2 separate regions of the Mus musculus genome follow, and region 1 is linked to region 2. Evidence: chromatin loops called from intact Hi-C (ENCODE). Cell type or tissue: left cerebral cortex. All regions are shown on one strand. Each heading gives the region's core, and the rest is flanking DNA. Links, peaks and the distances in the headings are about the cores only.

Evidence for each region. Peaks named below come from ENCODE experiments on the same cell type or tissue, not always from the same donor. Only the 100,000 strongest peaks of a DNase experiment are listed, where the experiment ranks them.
Region 1: it touches region 2 in a loop (4-fold over the local background); 5 of 42 quality-filtered maps call a loop at or near these places.

Annotation. Positions count from the first base shown.
Region 1 is chr14:34,442,802-34,453,486 of GRCm38, forward strand. Bmpr1a (bone morphogenetic protein receptor, type 1A) reads right to left here. Exons shown (of 13, transcript NM_009758.4): 3 at 4,971-5,177; 4 at 1,018-1,180. The coding sequence starts at 5,037. Among named protein-coding and RNA genes, the nearest start is that of Bmpr1a, 54 kb to the right of the region's middle. In left cerebral cortex, for the core only: a CTCF peak has its summit at 4,013 (motif pointing left); DNase peaks (open chromatin) are centred at 2,378, 5,067 and 5,798; H3K27ac peaks cover 892 bases.
Region 2 is chr14:34,497,029-34,507,713 of GRCm38, forward strand. It overlaps Bmpr1a (bone morphogenetic protein receptor, type 1A), which reads right to left and starts at 5,518. Exons shown (of 13, transcript NM_009758.4): 1 at 5,367-5,518. In left cerebral cortex, for the core only: a CTCF peak has its summit at 4,839; DNase peaks (open chromatin) are centred at 4,543, 5,038, 5,349, 5,813 and 2 more places; H3K4me3 peaks cover 3,315 bases; H3K27ac peaks cover 2,488 bases.

The DNA of each region.
Region 1 (10,685 bases), core at 912-8,911, 54 kb before region 2:
GCTGCTTTTGCTGGATTGCTGGTTGGAGATACCCTGACAACGGAAACTGAATCTGCCCCAAGGAACTTGATGTCCCTAATCAGTAGGAAGTAGCTAATGAGACCGATGGTACCCATTCTCCTGTAGCCCTTTCTCTCCTACCTAGTGTTGGAGGGTTGGTAGGGATTGGGGTGGAGAAGGGTAGTAGATATTAAGAAGCTAATAAAGTAGCCAAGAAGTATGGTAACATGAACAATTCTTCAATGTGCTCCAAGATATGGACTGTGGACACACAATGGCTGAGCATGTAAAAGTGCTCTTGTCTACACTGCTAATCTTGAGTTCCACTCTTGGATCCCACATAGTAGAAGAAGACTTCTGCAAGTTACCCTCCGATCTCTTTATGTATATCTACACACATATCTTGCACACATGCACAATACATACACGTTTAAAAGATATGAACTCAAGTTACATGACCATCTGTAAGTGGACTGAATGGTTAACATACAGTTATGTCATATAAAGCAGATGTGGACTAGAAATTCAGAGAGAGAGATAACAAAACCATCACAGTACATTCTTGTGTATCTACCCTCTGCTCTAACTGGCTAAGGCAGCAATGAGTAAACATTTTGGTTTTTTGTTTCGGTAATCTACAAAAGAGAAAACATTTGCTACAAGGAGTAAGTACCATTATGTTCATTACTTTAAAAGTCAGCAAAGAAACAAAAAGTAAGTCAGGCATAGTGGTGCATACCTTTAATCCTAGCACTCTGTGAGTTCAAGGCCAGCCTGGTCTACACAGTGAGTGCCAGGTCTATGTAGAAAGGACCCTGTCTCAAAACTCAAGATAAACAAAAAAGAAGCTGTATCATGATATAACTAATAACTATCAGTTGTTTAATGACAGACAACAGTATTTCTATATTCAAGCCAAGAATCCTTTCTTTCCATGGAAAGATACCATATACAAAGGGAAACCCTTGTCTGGGTTTACTATTCATCTAACTCTTAAGGACTGGACCAAATACTTACATGCATGTGTTATTAATAGCATCATCTGGGCAGTGTCCTGAGCAATAGCACTTTAAGAAAGGCAAGGTATCCTCTGGTGCTAAAGTCACTCCATTTTCTGGCTTCTTCTGGTCCAAGTCTGATTTCATACCAGTGCCATGGAGCATACTATCTAGATTCTGCCCTGTATTAAAAAAAATGAAATTTGTAGACAATCATGCTTGGAAATTTGTTTAGTTACAATCTTCAATAAAGAATGTTAAGTTTCCTTTATCATAGTATCTGCTGATATACCTTAAAAGTAAACTTCATATAATATCAATTTATAAAGTATTATATACAGAACTACTGTACCAGATACTGAGATATATGGAGACTATCCAGTTACAGTTTTATACTAACTAATGAAAGACAAACAAAAACGACAAAAAAAGAGCAGGCAGAAGAATCCCTCTCCCTAAAGGCTAAGGGCTAAGCACCGGAGAACTTTTGAGGATGTTAATTCCAGGACAAGTCCTACTCTAATGGTCCTCTAGTGTTTTGATTTCTCATCTCTTCTCTTCTTTTCCCTTCTCTCCCCGCCCCACCCCCACCCCAACCTTCTGACTCCTCCTCTCTGAAGCACCCTTGGCTTTTCTTTAAATAAATTATTTGAAACAGCCAGCTGGCCATTTGACTGACAACTGGAAGACTCCTCCCTGGTGCCTAGATGCCTTGACTGAGGAACTGTCAAAAAAGCAGCTCTTTCACAACCAGCAGTGCCCTGACTGTGCCCGACTGGCTGTTTGGAACATGCCAGGGACTCCTCTGAGGAGATACCACAGCAGCTGCAGGGACCTCTGAAACCACTGCTTCAGAAGTTACAGCCCGGCTTCAGAAAGCCTCACTCCTCACCGTGCTCCAGGCTCATTTATCATCAAGGTATTCATAAAGGATTTTAAAAAATAAAAACGCTAGTCCTAGGAACCAAGTCAAAATTACCACAGCGAGGAGGTTGCTAACAGAGGCAGACTGAAGAGGCTATGGAAAGTATGAACAGCTAAGCTAGCTATCCCAGGTAGCTGGAAGAGTTCCTGAAGCTTCCTAAGGTTAAGATCCAAACCTGTCTCCAAAAAAAAAAACCCAAAAAAACCAAAAAAACAAAAAAACAAAAACCAATCAAGAAACAAACACCAAACCAAACCAACAACAAGAGGCAAGGATTCTGATGCCTTGCAAGGCCCAGAGTGTGCTCTGATCTGAGTCCCTAGAGCAGTAAGCCTCTAATTTCCAGCCTGGAATAAGTCTTCTAGGGAGTTCAGAGCTGCCAACACTGAGGAGTCTGCCTCCCCCATATTTGTGATACCCATGCAAACAGATCTCCAGCCTGTCATGTGTGACAGTTACAGTCAACTAGGGTATAAAATAGACTTCAGGAAAGGCTGAGATAATTTCTAATGCTTTCAGTATGGTGGAGGTGGGTGGTAGGGAGCATTTCCACTTTAATTTTTTGGTTCAAAACTTGTAACTAGCTTTTAAAAAGAATCATATTTGAATGTCTCCGTGAAAAGGGAGTTACTAAGCACCTTGCAGAGAACCCTAATTGCCTAAGTAAGGGAACTGAAAGCATGAAATAGTCCTGTCCTCTACCTTTCATGCCAGGGTCATTGGTCTGAATCCAGACCACACTATAAAAAATTTGCAGAAGGCATGTAGTAAAGCCAGGATCTTGCATTACAGAGTTTATGGCCTTAAATGGCAAAACATGACACGGAATTTTTAAACAAAATCACGTGGAAAGAATGGTAAAGCCAAAAGGATTAAAGAAGTATGAATTTCACTATAAATATGAAGTGGTTCAGTAATGTGAACCAACTGTAAATTTAGCAATAGTATCGTACTACTAAATAAGAAAAATAACACATATGCATACACTGACAGCAGGAAAACAGAATGTAAGAGCTAGAGATTCCATAATTTGATTCATATGTATGTATGTATATATGTATGTATGTATAATCTATGTATGTATTTAGGTTTTTTACTGGCCTCCAACTCAAGAGATCTTGACTGCCTCTGACTCCCAAGTGCTAGGATTAAAAATGTGTACCTCTATCACCCCAGAACTTAAAATTTAATGATCTTATGTCTCTTATACTTTTAAAAATATGACTTATTTTTATTTTATGTGCAAGCATGTATGTCTATGTGAGGGTATCATATTCTTTGGAACTGGAGGAGGAATTGACTCAGGTCTAAGGCAAACCCTATGTGAGCTGCCACATGGGTGCTGGGAATTGAATGAGTGTCCTCTAGAAGAGCAGCCACTGCTCTTAACCACTGGAGCCATTTCTCCAGCCTTTAGTTTCTTCTTTTCTAAATTAGTAATTATTTTATTTATTTACATCCCAAATGTTGCCCCACTTCCTGGTTTCCCCTCCTAGAGTCCTTCTCCCCATCCCCTCTCCCCTTCGCCTCTGAGAGGGTATCCCCCTTTTCTGGGGCATCAAGTCTCTACAGGATTAGGTACCTCCTCTCCCACTGAGGCCTGACAAGGCTGTCCTCTCTACATATGTGCCAGGGGACTCAAACTAGCTTGTATATGTTCATTGGTTGGTCATCCCTAAGTTTCTTATACTTAATATTCAGAAAATAAATTTACCTCCGAGTAAGTATTTGTTAATGAAAACAAATACTGAAAAGGAATAGCCTTCAAAGATACTTCAAAACTTAACAGAAAGGTATTGTATTATGTATTCTCGTATTTCACAGATAGAACTGGCTTGAGCCACTGGGGCCTGTGAGCAAAGCTCAGACTTAATTGTAGTAACTCAAAAATATAAAAAAGCTTTATGCTGTTACCCAAATTTCTTCACGTGGACAAATAATCCTCAGCATTCAGAACTAAATATGAAATTGAAATTTATAAACCAAAATCTTCAGAAAACGAAGACGGCAGGCTAGGGACTGGGGCTGTTGGAAGCCAGTCTAGCCAATTAGCAAGCCCCTGGTTCACTCAGAGAGCCTTGGGAGACGCCCAGTGCCATCTGCTGGTCTCTACATGTAGATGCACCCATGTATGCACAAACATAACACATATACATACACAAATTTAATGTATGTTAAAAAAGAAAACAGGGGCTGGTGAGATGGCTCAGCAGGTAAGAGCACCCGACTGTTCTTCTGAAGGTCCTGAGTTCAAGTCCCAGCAACCACATGGTGGCTCACAACCATCCGTAAGGAGATCTGACTCCCTCTTCTGGTGTGTCTGAAGAGAGCTGCAGTGTACTTACATATAATAATAAATAAATCAAAAAAAAAAAAAGAAAGAAAGAAAGAAAGAAAGAAAGAAAGAAAGAAAGAAAAGAAAACGAAGATGGTGGTAAGTTCTATCTCAAAATCTCTTACAAAGCAATGCTAACTTTTCCGTTCAAAATACTGCCCTAACCAAACCAATCAGGGAAAATCTGTACGAAAATATAGTTCATCAAATTTTAAGTTCCAGTTTGATCTATACATACACAGTATGCAACAGAGGTCACAAATAGACTGTTAATACTCTATGGAGAAATTTTAGACCTTATCACAGATAAACAAATGTATTTTCTAAATTCTCATGACAATTAAACAATTTTGAATTATTATTTGTGCTTATTCCTTGTTGTGTTTTGAAAAAAACAGGATATTTTTAAAGCTCAGTATCAAATACCTATCGTTTCCTGGTTTAGGTACTAAGTTGCAGATTATCCTCACAAGGTGAATCTCAAGCTATGTATCGTGCCTAAGTTAAGAAAAAGGTTCAGGGAGGCTAAGATGTTTAAAAGGTGTCTACACGAAGTTCACAATTTCTTTTGGCATGTTTGTTCTTTGCTTCTTTACTTAAGGTTGTAGTGATATGGCTGGCCTGTTTAGAAAGGAACATGAGCTGAGAGCAGATCAAAGACTTTAAGTGCTTTATATATAGAAATGACTTACAGAAACAAGTATCAATTTACCTTGAACATGAGAAATGATGAACAGACAGGCTCCCAGTAATCTGATGTAAGTGTATAGCTGAGTCATTGTCTGATTCGCACGCGTCCTGTACACGGCCCTTTGAATGACTGGTCCTGCTGTCTCACTGGTGTAAGTGAATGAGGGAGGCTTCCTTACAGAACAAAATCACTTGGCAATGACTTTCACCTGCTGCTTTCTTCAGAATTCTGGAAAAGAAAAATGAACAAGGCAATGAATATACTGAAAAACTGGAACATTTCCAGGAGTGGAGAAGAAAACAAGCATAGCCAGACTTTTAAATACAGAAATATGCTTTTTAAAAATTGTGGTGTGATCAACTCTAAGACCTTGCATATTCTATAGTCTGTAGCTGAGCTACAGTCTTAGCTCTGCTGAAATATATTTTTAGAGATTACAGCTATCCTTTTTTTTTTAAAGGCACTGTATTTACAAAGCCTAAATAATTTAGTAGAAAGTTGCAATCTCTCCTAACTTCAAATCAGCCAAGACAAACATACTGAATATCTGAATATCTCAGTAGTGTTGTATACATGTTAGGTCTCCACTACTTGGGAAGTGGACAGGACAAAAGTCCCTTACACCTAGGAGTTCTAAGGCAAGATGGGCAACAGCAAAGCAACTCCAGCTCTACAAAAATAACAAGAAAAACAGAAAGAGAAAGAAAGAAAGAAAAGTCTCCTTCAATAGCTTTCTCTGTTTGCACTAATGTAATTAAAGTATTTACTGCTGTAATGAATGTTTCAGTTGGGTATGGTAGTATATGCCTCTGCCTCTAACTCTAGCACTTGGAGTGGGGGTGGATCTGAGACAAAAATATTACAAGTTCTAGCCAGTCTGGGCTATGTAGCCAGAATCTGTTTCAATGTAATCACCACCTCTACCACAAATATTAAGAAGAAAACAGAAGCCAGGAGATGGTGGCACAGGCCTTTAATCCCAGCACTCAAGAGGCAGAGGCAGAGGCAGGCAGATCTCTGTGAGTTTGAGGCCAGCCTGGTCTACAGAGCGAGTTCCAGGACAGCCAGGGCTACACAGAGAAATCCTATCTCAGAAAGCAAAAACAAACAAGAAGCCTGTGACAACTATAAACTCAATACATTATCTGTAGGCAGAACAGTTCTAAACTATGAATTGTAATCTCACCAGGTGTTGATTGAAACACACTGCTATAACCATAGAGGCTAGCTTACAGGAATGGAAAGGACATACTAATTACTTCATTTATATACAAATGAAATAACCAAGGGTCACAGGATATAAGAGGAACAGACAGCAGAAAGGGAGACAATACTAATGGAATGGGTCACAAAATCCCTCCAAAGCTCAAGTCCTGTGTAACAGTGTTCTTGCCATTAGATATTATTCATAAGGGGCTTATTTCATGCATCAGCCCCTTGATATGAATGAGGGAGGCTTCCTTACAGAACAAAATCACTTGGCAATGAAATACATATCACACACCAAAACTATAGTCATAATAGAAAAACAGACTCATCTTTCAGGAAGTTCATAGTCATCAAAATGAGACATTTAAATACTCTAGCATAGCGGGTCAGAGCACAGTGATAGAGCTGTTTGTGGGAGGTTCTGCATCTCAGGGGAAAGAAAGAAAAGATGGAAATACTTTTGACACACAACAAGACAGTAACAAATGTAAACATATTCGCACTAAGTGAAAGGTAGGAAAAATAAATGTGAAACCCTGGAGGTTCCAGATCTATTCCAGATGGAAAAGCACCCTCCCCCAAATCCTCAGGAGCAAGACTTCGGGTCCTGTGTGAGATACACAACCAGAACTAACAGTCTGTGCAAAGAGATCTCTGAGGAGCAGAGAAGCAGAGGGCGAAGCTTCTGAACTCTGGAGAGCACAGTAGCGCAATACAAAAGAGGTTGAAAGACACAAAGGTCAAGGACCCTAGGAAGATTTGGGTTTTAAAATGCAAGATGGATGGATGGTGTCAGCCATCCAGTTTTTACATAATGAACCAGAGAGGGCAAGAGCAGAAACGTAGCAGGAGTGGGAAGACTGCGGTGAAAATGGAGAGAGTGACGACAGTGCTGGGATCAGAAGGGCAGGAGCACAGAGTGAATACAATTAAAAAGCAAGACTGCAGTACTTGGTAATGGCTGGATGCAGGGGTCAAGGAGCGCGAGGAGTCAAAGGTGACTCCCACGCTGCCCGTCTGAGCAATTACTGAAATGTGAATAAGCAGATTTTTGGACAAAGTGAAAAAAAAAGAGCGTAAGGGTTCAGATTTAGACAGCTGAGATTACCCAAAAGGAATGTCTGCTGGGCATCAAGCTTAAAGGAAACATCTGGGGCCGAAGATACAAATCTTCCATTATGTCAACAGCTTAGAGATACTAAAAGCTAAGGCTCTTGGATGAAAGAGTCCTACAGCACCGTTTAGTTAGAAATTGCACTAATGGCCAGGCATAATGGTACACGTCTATAATTTCAACACGGATGGCCAACACAGAGGTAGAGGGTAAAGATCAGCACTGGCTACACAGTAAGACCCCTTATCTAAACTCCCTCTCCATTAAGTCAAAAGATCACTGTTAAGACCTGACTTCTGTTCACAGTCACTTTGATACATCCCTCAAAGAGTGAAGTCTAATTCCCCTCCTTGAATCTAGGACTAGATTTCAAGACTCATTTCTAATAAATAAGATGCAAACATAAGTGACTTTTTTGACTAGGTCATGGATGTACTCCTACTGAAGCCAGCAGCCATTCTAAGGATATTAAAGCAGTCCCTCAAGATTTAGGAAGCAACAAATAGGTGATGATTCTCCTGCCTCAGCCTCCAAAGTGCTGGGATGACAGGCATGTGCCACAGCGTCCTGCTGCTTTGGGTGGATTCTTGAGAACGCACGTGATGATAAATCCCAGCAGTCATGAGTTAGTAAACTTTGGAACGGTACATTGGGGTAACAGATAAACTAATTTGTGAGAAACATAAAAGCTTGATCAGCACCAGCACCACCAGGAAAGAGGAGTCAGGTGAGAGAGCAGTACAGCAACACCCATACCGAGTGCCCAGAAAACTCTAACATCACGGATAGGTTTCTTCAAAGAAATAGCCAAGAGCAGGCTGTTTTAACATGATTTCCACAAGACCCACTTTGGAGAGAGATAGAAAAGACTCTTAAATTCTTCATTATTATCGATTTCCCCCTCTATGTTATGTTATAGATTCAATTCCATAAAAGTAACATTAGATTAGTTATCAAGGTAAAGACAGTTTTCATATTATACACCAGAGAGCAATTTTAAAAAAATATTTATTTGCTATTTATTTTTATATGTAAGTACACTGTAGCTGTCTTCAGACACACTAGGAGAGGGTGTCAGATGTCATTAAGGATGGTTGTGAGCCACCATGTGGTTGCTGGGATTTGAACTCAGGACCTTCTGGAGAGCAGTCAGTGCTCTTAACCACTGAGCCATCTCTCCAGCCCCAGAGAACAATTTTTATGGGGTAACTATGATAGCAATTTGCTTGGTTCCAAATGTCTGTGCTAGTTTACTTGAGTCATGACTTTAAAAATGTTAATTAATTTATGAAGGCTTCCCTTTTTACTTAATCACAAAATGAGAATATTATTAACCTAGATGAGTTAGTACTGTGTACCCCAGTATTACATATTCAATAAATAGGTGTCATTGCTATAATCATTAGTAGCAAAAATAATGTTGCAGACTTCTTTGTCTCATGATTAACTATATGTACAATCATAATACAACAGCAAATTACCTGGTTATATTTTATTTTATTTTATTTTATTTTAAAGACACGGTTTCTCGGTATAACCCTTGCTGTCCTGGAACTCATTTTGTAGACCAGGCTGGCCTCACACTTATAAAGATCCTATTTGCTTTCTGCCTCCTGAGTACTGGGATTTTAAAGGCTTATACCACATACCCTTTGTAACCTTATTTTATAACTATACCAAGACTGGTATTTTATCCTAACCTTTAAAAATAAAATACATGCTTTTTAAATTCCTAGAAATTTCACCCGAATCTTTAAAAACAGATTTTATTTATTATCATGTGGCACTTGAGTTAGGGAGTTAAGACTACTTTGGGGAAATCAATACTGTCTGATCACTGAGTCTGAGGATGGAACTTGATTTGTCAGGTTTGAGAAGCCAGGCCTTTAACAGCTAAGTTATTTCACTGACATTCATTAGAAATTTCACCATAAATTAAGACTATCTACTTGGGCTGGTGAGATGCCTCAGCAGTTAGCCATCTGGCTGCCTTTCCAGTACTCAGCTCAATTCCCAGCAACCACATGGTAACTCACAACCATCTGTAAAGGGATCTGACTCCCTCTTCTGTATTGTAGATGTACATGCAGACAGAGGACCAACATTCAAAGAAATACATACATAAATAAAATATTTTTAAAGTTTAAAAACAACAACTACATTTGCAAATGTCACTCACATAAGGAGATGGTTCAGCCTGTAAGGTGTAAGTATGAGAACCTGAGGTTGATTCCCAGTAGGCCCATAAAAACCATGTGCAGCTATGCATGTCTATAAAACCCAGTGCTGTGGAAGGAGTTACAGAGACAAAATTTGGAGCTGTGACGAAAGGATGGACCATCTAGTGACTGCCATATCCAGGGATCCATCCCATAATCAGCTTCCAAACGCTGACACCATTGCATACACTAGCAAGATTTTATCGAAAGGACCCAGATATAGCTGTCTCTTGTGAGACTATGCCGGGGGCCTAGCAAACACAGAAGTGGATGCTCACAGTCAGCTATTGGATGGATCACAGGGCCCCCAATGGAGGAGCTAGAGAAAGTACCCAAGGAGCTAAAGGGATCTGCAGCCCTATAGGTGGAACAACAATATGAACTCACCAGTACCCTGGAGCTCGAGTCTCTAGCTGCATATGTATCAGAAGATGGCCTAGTCGGCCATCAGTGGAAAGAGAGGCCCATTGGTCATGCAAACTTTATATGCTTCAGTACAGGGGAATGCCAGGGCCAAAAAGGGGGGCTGGGGGGGGGTGAGTATGGGGGACTTTTGGGATAGCATTGGAAATGTAAATGAGGAAAATACCTAATAAAAAATTAAAAACAAAACAAAACAAAACAAAACAAAAACCCAGGCTGGGGAGGTAGAGACAGGAGTCTTGTGAGGACATGATGGATACCCTAACTAGATCGATCAGATCTCAAAAAAAAAAAAAAAAAAAGTGACAGAGGAATCAGTGGCAGACACATGCATGCACGCAGGCAGATATTTAAAACACCACTTAATCAAAACAGTAAAATGATGCAGGAATTTAAAAGCTATCAAATTGGTAACTAACAATTGCATATACCCATACTGATACAGTTTCTTCAAGAAAATAACATGAAATTACAAGAATATATAAAGTATTTTTAAAAGAAAGATTTATCTATTACTTTTTATTTATTTTTATTTGTTTATTTGTTTTCAAGACAGGGTTTTTATGTATAGCCCTGGTAGTCATGGAACTCACTCTGTAGACCACACTGTCCTCAAATTCACTGAGATCTGCTTGCCTCTTCCTCCCAAGAGCTGGGATAAAGGTGTGTGCCACCACCACCACCCACTAAAGAAAGATTTACTCATATACATGACTGTCTGTCTGGATGCATGCCTGTGTGTCTGGTGCCCTGGGAGTAGACTATATAGGT
Region 2 (10,685 bases), core at 902-8,901:
ACAAAACCCATTAAATAGTAATTTCTTTAACCCAATGTATCCAAAATAATATTTCAGTATGTAATCAACACTTTGAAAACATGGGTATTTTACATTTTTGCACTATTATAGTAGCTGGTATGTACTGTAATTTATACTTTATGGCATAATTCAGATTAGCCAGATTTCAAATGGCTAACAACCACACACGGTAAGGGGTACTGCAACAATCAATACAAACCTCAATATTTAAAACACAAATCTAGAAAGGTAATATTTAGGTGACTTAGGCTAACAACAAAATAGTAGGAAGTAAATGCCTAAGGAAATGCAGACTGAGCCAGAGAAAGGCAGTCTTGGATGATTTAGATTTTGTACTGTAAGCTAATAAGCCAAAGAAAAACATTTAACAAGGACAAATGATGAGTAAAACGATTTCAGTAATCTGTAAGTACTTTTTCTTCACCAAGAGAACATCACTGGTCATAAGCTCTTTCTTACTTGGAAACACTGCCAAGGCTAAATGAGCGGCTTTTCTGGCAAAAGTCAGAAACCCAGCAATGCCACATCAGGACCCAAAGCATAATCAGCAATATCAGCAACTAACTGCTCTGCACTGAAGTCATGGAAGTTTTCTTCCTTCCTTTTTTTTTGTTTTTTTGTTTTGTCTTGTTTTGTTTTTACTACATTGAGCAGCAGTGCACTACACTCATGGGGGTAAAAGGACAACTCGTAGGGGTAGGTTCTGTCCCTCCGGCATGTGGATCCCTTCCTAGAACTCAGGTTTACATCAAGATGAGCCCTCTTCCTTTCCTTTCTTTCTCTGCAATGGGAAAATGACCTGAGAGTTCACATGTTCTCTTTGACTTTTGAGACAAGAAACCAACAGATTCCAACAGGTTCTTGTGATATCCAAGACTGCAGCGCTACACTGCAATAGAAACAAACAGTGCCAGACATTTTCACCAAATGGGAAACTCAAAGTCTTACTGCTTTTTGGATAATTTTTTATAGTTCTCAAATTATCCATACTAGATATATTGCTCTCATAATTGTAAAAAAAATGTTTTAAACTGCTGAACACATCACAAACATCCTTACTCTACAAATCACATTCTAGAACAGATGTGTGGTAGACAAGCCAGGTTTCCTTGTTATCTACTAATGTAAGATCCCTGCAACGTCCCCTATGTAGATCTTAACTAACTACAGTTAGACAACTGCTTGCTGTCAACCTCTTTACTCAGGCCTTAAGCTGCTATTGCTTGTGATCTTTGCTAAATATATCAGTAGAACCTGGGAAGAAGTCCATAGTATAACCATGAGATTGCTCCAAAATTATTTTGTATTTCTTCAGATTCTAAAAGAATTACCCTTAGAAGGCTAAGAACCAAATGGATTTTGCCTTCTCTCTCCAGAGCTATCTTTAGGAAAACTACCATTGGCCCAACCCACGTGGTTCTAGAAGGACCACTACAGGTGGTGCTGAAAAGATCTTGAGAGAGAAGTGGGTAAGGAAGTGGATAAGGAAGGCCCAGACACTCCACGCATAATCATCTCTGTAGGAAACAGATTTATGCAACTAGAAAAGGTTTCCTTTCTCCTGAAAGTAGGCAGGCCCAGGTAAGCTCATAGTTAGTTACCAGTGACCCTCTTCTGCCAGAAAATGTACTGACAAAAAAACAAAACAAACAAGCAAACAAAAAAACCCACCAAAATGACAGAATCCAATTACACCACTAGATTCAGTCACACTCATTTCTAGGTTTCTTTTTAATATGGTGGGGATAGGGCTTTTCTTCCCTTAATGTACATTGGGCTTGTCAAACTGCAAGAAAGTCACTTTTGAGAACTACCCAATCAATCTTGCTGTCAAAATACACAATCTATATGATAATCACTCCAGATTGTCTTCCTCCAGCCCAAATCTCTATGAATTCCAGATCCATACAGAAAAATTTCCCAAAAGAGCCTCCTTTTTTTTTTCTCCCTATGATCTTTGGTATTGAAGACTGAACCCAAGGGCTTCATATCTATACAAGTGTGCACTCTACCACTGACTGCAGCCCGGGCCCAGAAACCTCTATGTGGTTGTTTAAGGGCTGTTTTAAACTCCTAAGATAAAAAACAAAAACAAGAAACAAAAAACAAAAACAAAACACTACTTGGGGCTAGTGAGGTGGCCCGGGGATAAAGGTGCGAGCCACCAAGCCTGCCCAGTGGCGTTCAATACCCAGACCCCACGTGGTAGAGAGAACTGATTCCTATGAAATCTCCTGTAACCTCCACACATGTGCCCACAAAGGCACACAATCAATCAAGAAAAAAAATATATACACTATTTTTTTCCACAAACCCCCTTCCTCCACACACACACACACACACACACACATATACATACATACATACACAGATACACACACACACATATATGTATACACACATATATGTGTATGTATATATGTATGTATGTATCTATGTATGTATGTATATGCCAGCCATTCAAGGACAACAATCCCAGTTCAAACTGCTCCTGAAAAGAGAGCAAGAAGGAAAGCTACTCTATGATTCTGTGACAATTATAATTCCCTGTACTAACACAAACTAAGACTTGTATCAGAGTTGGCAGGAATACAAAGAAAGTCAGGGTATCAGGAAAGAAAGCAGCATGTATAGCTGTTGCCTACAGACTGGATGGGAAGGCCTGGGGAAAGAGTTAGGCTTGCTCCATTAGCAGGGACAGAGCACCGTAAGCCAGCCAGGGCTAGGGAAGAGCTCATCTAAGCTCCATTGCCAGGCACAGTGTTTTACATAAAGCACCAGAAAGACTCAAGTTCAGAGACGAATCAGGATTTGAGAAATAATCAGACAGAAAAATCTGAACAGTAATTCATGGGCGGGCCAGCCACACAGCTCAGCAGGTCAAGGTGCCTGCCACCAACCAAGCCTGAGGACCGGAACTTGAACCCAGGACCCACATGGTAGAAGGAAAGGCTCACTCCTGCAAGCATACACACAGAAATGAATGTAACAATTCATGGGACTAAGAAACATTTTTTTTTTTAAGTGATGGGAAAAGTGAGACCTGGAAATCGTTAAGAGAAAGGAGGAAGAACAGAGGTAGAAAGAAGGCAAAGGGGAATAAGGTCGCCATGGCACTGACGCCCCCTTTTCACCCACTTCATTCTTCTCCCTAACAAATGTCAGAATGCAAAGTAACATGTTCAGAGAAGTCTTCCTAGATTCTCTAAGCAGCACCAGCACCAGGTCAGGTCTCCACTGTAAGCCTGTATAATACCCTACACTTTAATTATCATCACAATTACACTTAATTATATAGAACTCATCCTTCCACATGTCTCCCCCACTAGACTTTAAGCTCCACGGGTCCAGGGACAATATGTGTGGTTGCCCCCCACCCTTAGTGTGTCAGAATACAGCACATATCCCTCCAATGAAACACTGATGAAAACATGGCAAGGTTCTGTTTTAAGGGTGAGAAGTCCAGTGTTTAGATGGGACTAAGCTACAGCTCCTTTGTGAATGTGAAATCCTGTCAACAAGGAGTTAAGTCGATGGATGGTCACCAGAGTCGGAGCAGGAAAAATAAGTCCACTCCTGGCAGCCTCCACAGGACGGGTTATGGATGACTGCACTCTAATCTTACTTCAATTTTGCTCTATTTTGCAATTTCTCTTTAGTGACTATTTATTACTTTTGTAAGAAAAAACTTCAAAATGTTAATATGATTTGAAAAGAAAATATAACAGCCTGAGAGAAGAGCAAAATTATAGAAAAGTTTTTGTAAACTATAAGATCCTAAGTACATGTGTACTTTTAAAAATCCAATACCAGCCTGGTCTACAGCCACTTGAAGGCCAGCCTGAGCTATGTATTGAAACTCTGTATCAACACAACAGGAACAACAACAACAAAAACAACAAGACAACAGAGAGGATAATTCATGCCCCAATCGGTAAGAAAAGGAAATGAATCAAAATGTTAACTAGTAAGTGGGAGGAGGTCCTCTAGAAGGAAAATAGAATGGAGAAGAAATCCAAACCAAAGATCAACCAGTGAACTCTTCACTCTTAAAAGGGTAGGGAGAAGGAAAGAAAGTTAAAAAGGTCTCCCCCTAGATTTGGGGGGGGGGGGGCGGCGGCGAGGATATAAAACAGAGTACAGGTTTAATTAAAAACCCATTCCAATTTTAAATCTGTTTTCCATAAACTCTGGGTTCCCAAGAAGTGTTCATAGTTTAGTTCTGACACTAAAAAAAAAACAAAAAAACAAAAACTAAGATAGTTTTGTTCAACATCTTTTAGTTCGAGAACAATGATAAGCATTAAATTACCTTTTATTTTATCTCGAAGTTTAATTTCCCCTCACGAGCAAACACAAGTCGGTTTACAACTGAAGCAACACAGGAGTTCGTGAATAACTAGACAACGCTCCTAGGTCTTTGCACAATTTTGCTTTAGTAAGAAGGCCATACTCTTGAATACGACGTCCCTGGGTTCAATCCCGGCTCACTTATCTAAGTTATTTAAACCTCTGCGTCTCGGTTTCCTCTTCTAAAGCAACAAAGAATACAATAACCAGGGTTATCTTAAGAAGTAAATGGCGTGACACCGGTGCTAAGTTCGTATCATGTAGTCAGAACGGTTTGTAAGCTGTTTAAAAGAGAAAGCCTGCAGCTCTTTAACCAAATGAAAAAGATCCACACCACGACTTACAAGTCACAAAAACGCCAGGCACGACTAACACACGGCGTTATTATTTTTCTTCCCTGCCGCGTTGGAGGTTTGGGATTTTTGGTTTTGGTTTTTTTTTTTTAATTTTTAATTTTCCTTTTCTTTGCCAGATCTTTCCGCTAGGAGTCTGAAACGGGGGTTGGGGGGATGTAACGCAACCCAGCACAAAGTTTTACGAAATCGAAGTGCAGAATCACAACAGACATGGCAGCGGAGGCCGCGCAGAACAACAGGTGAACCAACTCGCAGGGACGGAGGGGGAAACCCGGCGCCTTCCCGCAGCCAAGTTGGCGGGCGGGCCGAGCACTTCGCCCGGCCTCCGTCCCCGCACTGAACACGCTTCGTTCTCGTTCTCTAGCAGGGTCCCGAGACCCAGTCCCCGCAGCAGCCGCCGCGCAGCTCCGGAGCGGGAGCAGAGCACCGTTCCCATTTAAGGCTTCCAGAAGCGTCCCCGGAGTGGTGCGAAGGCGAACAAAAGGGCAAGCGCGGGCGGGCCGGGCCGCGGGGCCGGGGGGTCTCTCCCGCAGGCCCCGCGGAGGCGCGTCGCGGCCTCCCCTGCGCCGCCACCGTCGCCCCCAAACTTCGCCGGCCTCCCGCGGCGCACCCGCACTCCGTCGCCACCCGCCAACTCACCGGGATCCCGAGAAACTCATCCTCCGGCGCTCGGCGCGGGCGGGCACGGACAGCCGCGGGGCGGCGGGGCCCGGCTCGGCCTCCGCCCTCGGCGTGCAGCGGCCCGGGCCCGGTCGCCCCTCGCGCGGCCGTACAGTCGTCGTCTCGCGCGGGGCCGACGCGCGGGAGCTCGAGCCTCCCTCCCCGCCCTTCCCTCCTCCCTCCGCCCTCCTCCTCCTCCTCCTCCGCGCGGCGGGCAAGCAGATTCCAATCTCTGCCGCCTCAGCCGCGGAGGACGCTCGCTCGTTCGCGGGGCGGGGGAGGGGCAGCGGGGGAGGGGGGAGGGGCGGCTCGGGCGAGCAAGAGGCGCCGGCGCGCGCGCACTGGGAAGGGCCCGCCAGCTCTGCGCGCACCCGCGCCGGGGCGCCGGCCCCGCCCCGGACACGAACCGAGCCGAGAGCTCGGCGGAAGCGCCCGAAGGGCCCGTGGAGTTCGGCGCCCCTCTGCCGGGAAGGAGGCCCGGCCGCCGGCACGGGGGCGCCAGGTTTGCCGAGGGGAGGGGGTCGCCCCTCAGCGCACGCCGCCGCCGCCACCGCACGCGTGACGGAGGGGCCCACTGGGGCAAAGCTGCGTGAAGTGGACGATGCGGGCACACTCCTTCTAGAGCCGGAGCTCGGGCTCCACGGGAGAAGCGGCCCGGTGGCTCCGAGGGCACCGAGGCTCCCGGTGCGGGATCGGTTGCCCGTCTCGTAGTTGTGGTTGCAAAGAAAGATGTAAGGCACACTGCATTCATTACTCACCCCCTCCCTTCCCCGTCCCCCGGTGCTCTCTGGTTCTGGCCCGCCGGGAGGAACGTGGAGGTGCACGCGTTCTCCGGATCACGTAGCGAAAGCCTGGTTTCGGCCCGGGGGCCCCGCCGCTGGGGTGGCTTGTGATCCGCGGGCCTGCGAATTCCTCGGGCGTAAGATAAGGAGCGGCGAGAGCCGGCTGAACTGAAGTCAGCGGACTATAAATACGACTCTCAATCCACCTTTGGCTCAGCCGAGTGACCTCGGATACCCTCCCGAGGCTCTTTCCATCCTTTTAGAAAAATGCAAAGAACTGTCACTACCTCTTTTCTCCCTTTCCCCTCTCATTCGCCATGCAAAATGCCCTTAAAAGTATTCAGTGGCCTGTGGATGAAGAAGGAAAAGATAATCCCTTTTTAAACCAGTCGTTAAATATATAACCTCTTCCGTTTAAGTATTTCAACAAATATTTCGTATTCGTTCTGTTAATTCACTTTTCTGAGAAAACTATAAATCTCTTGGGAAATTGTTTAAAATAGACAGAAGAAAGAGTGAAGGAAGAAACTGTGCCAGGCACTTCATACTTGTGTATTTACACACATTCTGGCCTGGAGGGAAAAAGCAAAACAAAACTTAGATCCCACGGTATTCCCTCATATTCAGCTGAAAATATGTACAGTCCCTTATATTCTAGTTTTAACTAACTGTCCTTCGTGCCCCCTTTCTCCTCCGTCAGCTTTTGCCTTTAGGGCCATCAGTGCCTCCATTGTCTTTTGTTACATTTGAGTCACATTCTCTCGTCTTTTTTCTGAGCTGTCTGGGTCTTGAGTCATTGCAATATTCTCACTGCACTGAAGGAATAGTGTGATATCAGAGAGGTTTCTTGCATCCACTAAAAATGGTGACTTTTCTTTCCGGATATTTCTATATACCACCCCTCTTGAATTTGAAAAGAAAGAGCAGACCTTTTGTTCTAAGAGATTTGAACTCGTTGGCCAAAGGCCTTATGCCTATCCATGTGTTATGACAGAGAAGACCATGGCAAGTGAACCAAATGGTGTGACTTCTGCATCCTAATTTGATTTGCGGGCTAGAATCAGTCTGTGAAATAGACAAGAATCTCAGGTTGGAGCTTTAGTGTACCAAGACTGGAATACACACACTGGTGTTGCCTGATTTGAGTTACATGCTACTGAAATAAGAGCAAAGTGGGCACGGAGCTTTATTAAGTCATAGCTTTCTTCTCCACAAAAAAAAGATCCTTTTCAAGTGTTTGGGACTGTAGCTTGGCTTTCTCACGTTCTCCTTAAATCAACTCACCTAGTACCCAGACTTAACTCCTTAGCACATCACAGTCCACAGCCAAGTGAACTGGGCCAGGACATGGTTTGCTTTTGGGTTCCTGGCATGTATCAGCATGCCAGCCTGTTTCTCCGGTTTGCCTGCCCACTAAATGAACAGAGCCAGAAGCCCAAGGAGACATCTGGACACGTATGGTCTGGCCCCCAAAGTCAAAGGCAACACTTCAAGGTCCAATTTAACATTCTGTAATGCCGTAGAATTCCTTTAAGTAGGTTAATAGAAGGGACTAGAAATGAGCCTTTTCCTCTGGGCAGTCAGTTTTATCCCAGGTTCTAAAACTGGCATTTGTTGCCTAAGCAAACCAGGAAGCATTCCTACCTGATACTGATAGCTCCCAGCTCCTCCACAACACTTTTTTTTTTTTTTTTTTTTTGGTTTTTTGAGACAAGGTTTCTCTGTGTAGCTCTGGCTGTCCTGGAACTCACTTTGTAGACCAGGCTGGCCTCGAACTCAGAAATCCGCCTGCCTCTGCCTCCCGAGTGCTGGGATTAAAGGCGTGCGCCACAATGCGCCGGCTACCTTTGTTTTATTTTTTTGAAACTGGGTTTCTCTGTGTAGCCCTGGCTGTCTAGGAACTTGCTCTGTAGACCAAGCTGGCCTCTGCCTCCCAAGTGCTGGAACTGAAGGCCTTTGCTGTCAACCAGGCTTCAGAACACTTTCTAATCACCTATTCTATATTAATACTCCAGGCGCTCGTTTTCTTTATGTTGCTTTTTATTATCCGAATTTATTTAGTTTATGAACAGAACCCCTCCACCCTTTAGGGTTTAAACTCCAGGAGAAGACTGGCCAGTGTGTTCTCCACTCTCCTCCGACCTTAGCTCCTGGCTTGCAGTACTACTTGTTAGATACTTGCTGCCCGGTGTCTGTTAAGTGAGTGAGACAGATAAGCATGGATTTCCTCTGAGCTCTTCTGAACCCTGTCACTATGACCCTTTCAGTGTTAGAAGGTGAGCATGACTATGTGAAAAGGGTGAGGATCGGCCAAGGAAACTGAGGATTACGTCATCTGTAGTGAAATAGGGACTTCTGCCTTCAGGGACCCAAGTTCAATAGATTAATCCGAGTTAATCCGCCCCAAGTCATTTTCCTGTTGTAAAGATTTTATGAGGCAAAAGGCAGCAGTAAGTCATTGTGGGTATAGAGATAAGAGCTCAGGAAAGACCAGTGGAGGGATGCCCGTGGCAAGTGACACTTAGGTTTGCTGCAAACCCAGTATTAAATGGATAAATGTGTTATGGGGAGTAGAGGGGACACATGCAATTTTCAGCCCGGATACTACCATATCATTTTAATAATGATACTCTACCATAGCTTACATACAGTATTTTATTTCTCTTATTTATTTGTCCTATTTGTATTTTACTTATAAACCGTTTTCTCCTTTCCTTTCTCTATGTTAATTTTGCTTTGCTTCAAAGACATTTCCTGGGGCTATCGCTGCAAAGCAGCACCACTTAGTCCGTGCTCCCTGTTCCTCCTCACCTTGGCATCTAGTCCCTCCCTAGGCCACGGGGCAGAAAGGATTCCCAGAATTTCTGTCTCAAGCCCAAGCCTGACTTTTGTTAAGCATCCCTCTTCTCTGTACACTTGGGGAGCCCTGACCTTGGCCCTTTTCTAGAAACCGACCCACAGCCCTTTTATGTGCCTTTGTATGTTTGTTTCTTGGAGTCGGTACATGTTTGGCACAACCTGCAAGAAGGAATTTCCAGAACTGGTCCTCTCCTTCTCGAGTGTAGGTTTCAGGCATTGAACTCAGATTGTCAAATTTGTCAGCAGGTGCCTTCACCCACTGAGCCATGCATTTATTTGTTTTTGAGACAAGGACTCGTGCTCCAAGCTGGCCTGGAACTCCCTGGAAGACAATGACCTTGAACTTCTGCTGTTAGATCCTGAGTGCTAGGATTTACAGGTGGTGCCACATCACTGGGTTACTGTCACTGCTGGGGCTCCATCCAGGGTTGCCTGCATGCCAGGCACTCTCCCTATTAAACCACATCCCTAACCTCAGCCCTTTTATACTGAAATCCTGCCCTGCCAGCCTGCAAGTTTCTCCGTCTCGTCTGGACTCACCCGGGTCCTAGGATACAGATTGGCCACCCTGTGACTCTGGCTCTTTCCTTGTGCACTCTGTGTTCCTGACTAGTCTACCCATCTTATCAGGAGTGCTTTCCCCATTTCCTGGGACTGGGTATACTGATGCCAACTGTTCTCCTGGACTAGCACCTGTTGTTAGCTCACTTCTCTGGTTATCAGGGGCTACCCATGGCACTTCATTTCCTCCCAGCCCTGCTCCCACTCAGCCCCGCACAAATCCTGTCCTTTCCTGCACTGAGGGTGGTAAGTTAGTGACCTATTACACTAGAATTTTCAACCAGAAAAAAATACATAATGTATATATCTATATGTCATAAAATGTTATATAGAGGAAATACATATGCATATATGTGCTGAATATCTATGAATAATTTTTGCCTGGTAAAAATATCCTAGCTAGCAACCAGGTGGTAGAGATACATGCCTTTAATCCCAGCACTCAGAAGGCAGAGTCAGGTAGATCTCTGAGTTTGAGGCCAGCCTGATCTACAAAGTGAGTTCCAGGACAGCCAGGGCTACAGAGAGAAAGAAACTCTGCTTGAAAAACAAAACAACAATAATAATAATAACTGGAGGATAAGGTCTGGTACTTCTGCATATGTGCAAGGATGTAGGTTCAATCCCCAACAGAAAGAAAAATAGATAAGAAAAGAATCCAAGAGTAGCATATATTTGAAAAAGTATGTATGTGAGGGACTGGAAAGATGGCTCAGCGATTACTACTATGTACTGTTATTTGACAGAACCCAAAACTTCACTTCCCAGCACTTACACTGGGTGGCTAACAAGAGCCTGTAATTCCAGCTACAGCTGACAACTGGCTTCCACAACCTTCTACACATATGTGCATGTACTCTCAGACTTACACATACACATGATTAAAGTATTTTTTAAAAATGTGTGTGTGTGTGTGTGTGTGTGTGTGTGTGTGTTGGGGGGCAGGTGTGACTAATTCTATTTGTCAACTTGATGGTATTTAGAATCATCATGGAAGCTACACATGGGCCATCTTTAGTCCCAGCACTGGTGAGGCAAAGGCAGGCAGATGTCTTGAGTTGAATGCCAGATCCTGGCTAGCCAGTGCTACATGAGG